3 separate regions of the Mus musculus genome follow, and all the other regions are linked to region 2. The links are chromatin loops, found by intact Hi-C in ENCODE. Cell type or tissue: gastrocnemius. All regions are shown on one strand.

Evidence for each region. A loop is a pair of places that touch in the nucleus more often than their neighbours do. Peaks named below come from ENCODE experiments on the same cell type or tissue, not always from the same donor. Only the 100,000 strongest peaks of a DNase experiment are listed, where the experiment ranks them.
Region 1: a loop joins it to region 2, with 3 times the contacts of the local background. A loop is called at or near these places in 7 of 42 quality-filtered maps.
Region 3: it touches region 2 in a loop (3-fold over the local background); 10 of 42 quality-filtered maps call a loop at or near these places.

What each region holds. Positions count from the first base shown.
Region 1 is chr14:104,609,167-104,611,666 of GRCm38, reverse strand. No RefSeq gene overlaps it. Among named protein-coding and RNA genes, the nearest start is that of Gm35680, 9.8 kb to the right of the region's middle. In gastrocnemius, a CTCF peak has its summit at 1,129 (motif pointing right); a DNase peak (open chromatin) is centred at 1,048; H3K4me3 peaks cover 767 bases; H3K27ac peaks cover 979 bases.
Region 2 is chr14:104,037,500-104,039,999 of GRCm38, reverse strand. Gm41238 (a long non-coding RNA gene) reads right to left here. Exons shown (of 3, transcript XR_874926.1): 2 at 1,160-1,239; 3 at 393-1,046. Among named protein-coding and RNA genes, the nearest start is that of Gm41237, 3.8 kb to the right of the region's middle. In gastrocnemius, a CTCF peak has its summit at 970 (motif pointing left); a DNase peak (open chromatin) is centred at 933.
Region 3 is chr14:104,458,268-104,460,767 of GRCm38, reverse strand. It overlaps D130079A08Rik (RIKEN cDNA D130079A08 gene), which reads left to right and starts at 1,432. Exons shown (of 5, transcript NR_168067.1): 1 at 1,432-1,549. In gastrocnemius, no CTCF peak of the experiment used is centred here; DNase peaks (open chromatin) are centred at 206, 839 and 1,081.

The sequences.
Region 1 (2,500 bases), 570 kb before region 2:
TGGCAATGGCAGGAAGCCCAAGGACCAATTAGTGTGTGTGTGTGTGTGTGTGTGTGTGTGTGTGTGTGTGTGTTCACTCATGCATGTTAATCTACTCCATAAGACTTCCCTCTGAGAATAGAAAGGGCTCCTAATATAGTTTGGATCTGGATTTGGGTAGCACTTAGGTCAGGTTCATGACATTTTAAATTATTTTTACTGTGACTCCATGTCCCCATCTGAGAAATAAGAAGACAGCAAGTTTTGAGGGCTAAGCGAGACTGTGCACATGACTCACACAGTATTTGTCATTAAGGAGGAGTTCAGAACTGGCAGCTGTCACTGGATAAAATGCACCCTCCAGGAATTTTGGTTGACTTCTAGTTCTAAGCAAGATTCTGAATAGAAAAACAGGGGAGATGCAAACATCAATGCAAAACACTTCCTGCTTTAGAGGGGCTGGCATTCCAGTTGGGAAGATGGATACATATAATTACAGTGGATAATAATGCATGGCAAGATGCCAAAAGGAGCTATCATAACTAACTGAGATCACAAGGTGAGTCAATTACTTCCTTCTGAGAAGATGATGGAGGGCCTCTTGAAAGGGATTCTATTGGTTTTTAAGTCTCAAAGAATGAATGAAATTTTAATATGGGATGAACTGAATGTGCAGAGGAACGAAGACATAGAAGCGAGAACGTGAGATAGGAATGTCTGGGTGCTCCAGTTGTTGGAAAGTGCGTGTGGTAACCTAATGGCGAAAATAGTTTGGGAAATAGGCTAGAGAAAAATCAATAGAAAGTAATGAAGGCTAGGCTTAAGTCTGGCTCGTATTTGTGATGAAGTGGGGAGCCCAGATACTTACTCTGCCAAGAGACAAAGTTTTCTGAGTGCTGCAGCTGGAAATAGAAGCTGACAGGTGGCACCCGGGCAGAGCATGCGCAGAACCATCCTGTGTGTTAACCCATTTAATCTCCATGAAACACAGAGAGAGGCGTTTATTACTGCTGCCAGTGTATGGAGTAGGAGTTCAAAGAATAGAAATTAAATCAACTGCCTGTGAATATAGAGCAGTTAGAATTGGAGGAAAGGTTAGACCCAGCTAGTCTGGCTATGGCGTTCCTGCCCTTGATCAGTGCAAGAACAAGGCCACCACTGGGGGGCAGCTGAGACAGAAGGAGGAGTTGTAACTTGCTTAAAATAGAATCATGATCCAGAGAGAGTATGAGGTATGACAAAGACAGTATTGATGGGACTAAGAAATCAGTTTCATTTTATTCTGTTATTAAGTAAATTAAGTAAATTCAGTTAAAAAGTAAATGTGGCCAGCTTTATAAATCAGAAACACAATTCGGGCCATCGTTTCATTAAGGTAGCATGTCCTGTACTGATCCATTAGATCAATGCTTCTCAGCATATGGATCATAATCTTTTTAGAGCAGGTCACATATCAGATACCCTTGAATATCAGATGTTTGTATTGCAACTCATTAACAGTAGCAAAATTACAGTTATAAGCTAACAAGAAAAATAATTTTATGCTTGGGGTCACCAGATCATGAGGAACTATATTAAAGGGTCACAGCCTTAGGAAGGCTGAGAACCACTGGACTACAAAGATACGATCGGACAGGCCTTTAGATAGCCTCGGACAGTATTGATTTTTTCCAACAGAAGTCAAGGAAGGCACACTTAATTTGGATGAGATGACTATGTTTAGGGGTGATACCCTTTCTGGCTCAGCTCTCCTCCTCTGTTGGAAGTCACTCTATTTTTAGAAATTTCATGGAAGATTTTTCAGGAATGGGGAGAGTTGGGATGCAGAGACTGGTGGGGGTTTCTCCAATCAATCCTGGACCTCTATATGCATGGGAATGGGGATAGTGAACATGAGAAAGGGACGTGGTTGGAGATAAGCAAACAACAACAACAAAACAAAAACAAAAATAAAAATTTATCCAACCTTGTAGTAGATCTGAAGGCCTGACCTGCAGGCTTACCAAGGGGATGTGCTGAAGAAGTCAATGAGATCTCTGTGCAAAGCCCCTTCACAAAGGAGCAGCCAACACCTGGGAGCTGTCCTTGAACATAGGCCACAGTGTGACCTTGCAATTAAGATGGACTACAACTGCATAAACTTGGAATTTAGAAGTGTTCTGGTGGGTTTTAAACCTCTTTGAAAGACACTCTCAAGGCTCAATCCACAAGAAGCCCCTTTCTTAGTAGAGCTGGCTGCTGAACCTGTCGGGCACTTTCATTGCTGGATTCAAGAAGCTAAAGCAGAAAGAAGAGTCACAGAATTTATGAGAATAGACGAAGTCGACAGTCATATTCCCAGGGAAATGAGGCAACTCATAAAATATAAAATACTTAGCTTTTATACTTTTATAAAATACTTTTATAAAATATAAAAGATACTTGATAAATACAAATGTAATTTCTTTTTTAAGGAAAAAATCCAAATTTATGAACTATTTTCTCAGATTGCAGAATTGGCTGGACTATGGAGACAAACAAC
Region 2 (2,500 bases):
TGTTCACATTCAACTAGGGAAATAAAACCATGTTGTTCGTTAAGAAACTTCAAGTGTAAGATTGAAGAGGCTTCCTATTAAACTTCATAGTTACTGCGATCTGCTTCAGTCTGCTAACTGTTTTGAGCCTGGGCTCCTTTGCTAACAAATAGAATTGGTACCAGCATCTTGGTGCTTGCTGTGTATTGTGCAATGTTGAAATAAAGTAATTTAGGCATGTTCCTGAGAGCAAGCATAGTCATGGGGATCCCAGTTGGTCTTACAAAGGATATTGTTCAAGACATACTATGTGTGTGTTCTAAACAGCACAATACCGTTGAAACATTGAGTTGCTGCATGAAATAAATCAGATAAATGTTAAACTAGGTGAATAAAAGTGCAGAGCCTTTGAAATACAAAATTCTTTGTTTTTTTTTTCATGGTATTTATTTCAATCTTGAAGTATTCTGTAAAGATGTTCAATGAGAATGGCACAATAAATTACTTAGCTGTATAAATCCATTACTGGGACCACAACGGGACCAGTTTGCAACAATGGAGAATTGAGAGTTGGTAGATAATATTTTTCTAAATGAGTGATACTGCCAGTATTCCTCGTGGGACATCATAAAGAGTGTGCCTGACTTTCTGTATGGATGGACAACCTGAACTTTGTAAGTCAGGATTTCCTGAACTAGGACCTTTGGAGGAGTCTCTAGCCTCCAGTGACAGCATCACACTATGTAACAGGCTGTCAGACACCATAACGTCACTCCCTAAAGTGTCACCTCTATGGACTGTAACAATGGTGCGGCCCGGAGCATTTCAGAGCACCCTTGGGCCGCTCAAGACTCACACTGGGGAAAACGTGGAGATGTCAGCTTTAGAGGGCTGTCTATCCCTCCATCTGGATTCTGTACTCAGAGTTCACAGTCTCGCTGCGCGGCGCACGATTCAGCTTGATCAATTCTGCCATCTAGTGGACACCTTGCACTCCCGCTATGCGATCTTTCAGGTTTTCTCTGATCTAATTGAGGGGCAGGTATTGATGCTCAAACCCTGGAGTGCTGGTTGGTAGTGGGTGGGGAAAAGGAGAAGGGAGATTGTAAGCCTCTCATAAGAAAAGTCATTATTGGATATAAATAAAAAAAATGGGAAGGAGCAGTTCCTGGGGCCTTACCTCCAGAAAGTCAAGCAGTGGGAGCCATGCTGGGCTGTGTGGCTTCAGATCAGCAGAGAGAGCAGCAGGCGCAGGACCACCTGTTAAGTGAAAATCCAAAAATCTTCAAAGACCTTCCAGAGCCAAAATCCTATGATGAAAATCCCCCTGGGTTTCAACCATCTTTGAAGGCAGCTCCTTGTTAGCTGTGCCCCCTCCCTTTTCTGAGAGCTGAGTGTGCTCTGCCCCAACCCCAGACTCTAAGTTGATTTTATTTTTTAAGAAAAAGGTTATTTGTGCTCCTGCAAAGACCCAAGGAAGACATATGATTTCTAATGTAACGTCCCCCTCTTTGCAAGCTGTGATACTAAGTCACCTTATACCGTACATGAGGATACTGTATTAAACTAACAAAAATATCTTATAATTCAAATTGCTTCATTCTTTGTCAGAGAAACAATATATAGGGTTTGGAAGTGGGGTGTTGAGTGCAAAAACTGTTATTCCCATAATTTCCTTGTCTCTTCCCATGATTGCCAAAGTACGTCTAGAGTAATGAGCAGAAAGAAAAGCAGAAATGGAAGGCTCAGGTGAAGATCAAAATTAAGACTTGTTACAAATAAAAAACAAAATTAGAATTGTCTACAACGTTCTAGATGAGCCCCTAATACTCGGAGGAATGCGCACACTTGCCCTGCTTTTCAACAGAGACCAACCTGAAAAGTTTCCCGAAAGTCAGTATACAAAATGCAGAAAATAAGAACCTTCATCACACATAGTTTCCTATAAAATGTGTTATTTGTTAAATTTTAATGAGCTGGAAGAAAGTATAAAGTAGAAAATAATCCCGTTTCCGCATGCGGTGGGCTTGTGCATGCTCACACACATTTACATCATTAAAACCTTTTGATTTTCTCGTCCTTGAGTCAGTTCTTATTTTGCGCTTTCTTTCCTTATGTTTACCATTGCCTCCGGTAACTTGCAAGTTTATTAAAAGCATACCTTTTATCGCTTTTTAAAAAATGGTTCAAAATACAAAACATACTGTCTTGAAGTATGTATACATTGAATAACTAAGTAAGTTGATTTGTGCCTTGTCTCGGATCCTTATGGTGAGGATATGTGTAATCTCAAATTTAAAGCATGAAGTACTTAGCTTTTAAGTACCCTTTTCAATGTTAATGATAGACCTTCTGAACTTAATGCCCTGCCTACTTGAAATTTGTGGGCTTGGGTTTTTTGTTTGGTTGGTTGGTTGTTGTTTTGACTAACCTCTCCTGTCCCGTGCCAACCTCTCATGAGCTCTCACGGTTTATGCTTTATTTATTATACGTACCCTCTGAAGAGGTCTGATGCATGCTA
Region 3 (2,500 bases), 420 kb before region 2:
GGAGGGAGGATGGCGTGTGCAGGCCCAAACCAGAGTAACTGGGTCGTGTATTCAGCTACCAGGGGTGCACCCCCCACACACACACACACGCCCGAGCTTCTTGCTGGGGACCCCTGGCCCCTAGGTTCCTAGTCGCCAGACAACCAGCATTTTCCCGGTCAGGGGCAGCATACAGCCAGGCAAGAGTAGATGCGAGCGGGTTAAGAGCCCAAGGCTAGGGCATCCCGCGCGCGTGCGCACTGGTAGCCACCGAGCTCAGACCGTGGTGGGGGCGAGTCCGAGCGGACTGAGTGCGTGGAGCGTGGCGGGGGGGTGGGGGATGGGGGGGGGAAAGGGAGGGAGCAGAGCCCGCACATGCGCACTGAGCGCGACTTGGGGGAGTCAGCTGCAGTTCCCGGTTTCAAAAATTAGGCGCTGTCAGAGGTCGAGTTCCTCTCCTAAGTGCCTTTGAGATCAGTTTGAGTGAAAAGGGAAGAAGACGCAAATCTCATATTAGTTAAAAATTCTCTTTTTACATCCCAACTTGCCTAAGTCAAAAGTCAGTTAACGGATGCAGAAGTTTCAAATTTGGTTTTGCAGGTTTAATTTTTATTTTATTTTTTATTTTAATTTTTTGTTTATTTTCAAAAGAATTGGATGAATACGACCTAGGCTTTTGCTTTGTTGTTAAGATGCAATACCCCGCGAACTGATTAGACTAGAGAGGATTTATATCTGGACGAAAGGATTGGGGTGCTGCAAAGCCCTCGTGTTCTCCCTCAGATCGTCCCCCTCCCCCGGTGGAATGGGGAAGAGCGTCCCAGTCTGCTCTGAGGGAGGTGGCTAGGAACAAATTGAAGGGGTGAAGGGAAGCGGAAGGGACTGGCAGAGAGCTTGATGAAGACTTGGCAAAGAGGGTGGATGGAGAGAAAAGAGACCGCGCATTTATCGAGTAAAACGAATTGCAAGCATAAGTTTGTTTAATAACTCCGACGCCTAGCCTCAGCACAGCACAATGTATACAAACTTCTATAGACGAGAATCGGAATAAAACAAAACGTTGACAATTTCCAACCGCGGAAAATCACTTGCACAGGTCTCTTCTCTCCCTCCCGCCCCTGCCAAGTGTTGACAATAAACATTTAATGAAGGCAGAGACCTGGCCGTCTCCAGACAGTGTCAGAATACTTTCAGCAGACCATTAGCACGGCTTCTTCTACTTCAAACATCGCGTGGCACACCCTTACATTATTAAAAAAAAATACAACGTGTGAGATAAATAATCCGTTCACAAAGCTATCTTAAGTGGTCTGCAGGAGTTCTGACGCCCCTGTACTTACTAACAGAAAGTAACTCATTGTAGATTACTCGCGCTTAAAAATGTTAAATACAGTTAATGCAATATTAATCGCCCTTTGGTGATATAAAATGCAATATTTTCAGGCAGCTATTGAGCTTTTCCAGAGGAAGGGCTGATGAGAAGAGTCGCAGCTGAATAGTGAGAGAAAAAGCCTGGTATTTATTGCTTTTGTTTGGCTTTTGGCTACAGAGACAGGAACCTTCTAATGGGGTAAGGACATTTATTTTATCTGCAATCTATTGCTGAGAGAGCAGGGGCGGCAGATGGGGCTGGTGCGATATTCACAGTGTAATTTAGAGCAAATCCTAATAACTAATAATGATTTATGTTAATTTTGATCATCTCTGCGACTTTATCAAATCGTTGCGATGAAAGAAAGAAAAAGAAAGAGAAGCTAAATGTGCAGAGGGCTCTGAGGCTCACGGGTTTGGGAGCTCGCGTCCTGGGCTCTGCAGAATCTTAAAATGCATTCTGTTTTAGCAATGGAAATGTAGGAATTTGAAAAGGCAGGTAGGTAGGGTGCCTTTGACGAGGTACAGAGATGTTTGGATCAGGCTTATCTTTCTTGTCAAATCTACTTAAAATGTGTAGCCTTTCAGCGGCAAGCGCTTTTTATCTGTTTTCACTAAAACCGAATACGTTTTGGTTGTTTTGTTTGCCTACATTTAAACTAAACTTAAAAAAAAAATCCTCATGTTGGGTGCAGAGGGGCGGGGGCGGGAGCTATCTTGGGACTGGGAAAGCAGGGAACAAATGTAAGTTAATAGAGTCTTCCGAATGGGTAATCTTAATGTCTAGGTTCCAAGTGAGTTTAAGCTCGGCCAGCAATCTCTTGGCGCACACTGCCACTCCTCTTGAAGAAGTTCTTTTACTGGTTCCTTGAGTCCACTGCCAACTAACTCCTAATCTTTACCTTCCATCTGACACATGTTTGCCAGCATCAACTTAGGGAAACCAATTTCGGCCTTTACCACCCATCTCTACCTCCTTCCAAGAAATTCCCAGGCTTTTAAACTTAAACCGGTCTCTTCTCTCTTGACTTCCTTTGGTAAAGTGGCACACGAATAGAACTCCCAGGGGCTTCCAATTGAAACCCGGTTTTGCACTGAAATCCGGACTATTTTCGGCTAGAGTCCCAGCAGTTTTGAAAGGAAGGGCGCA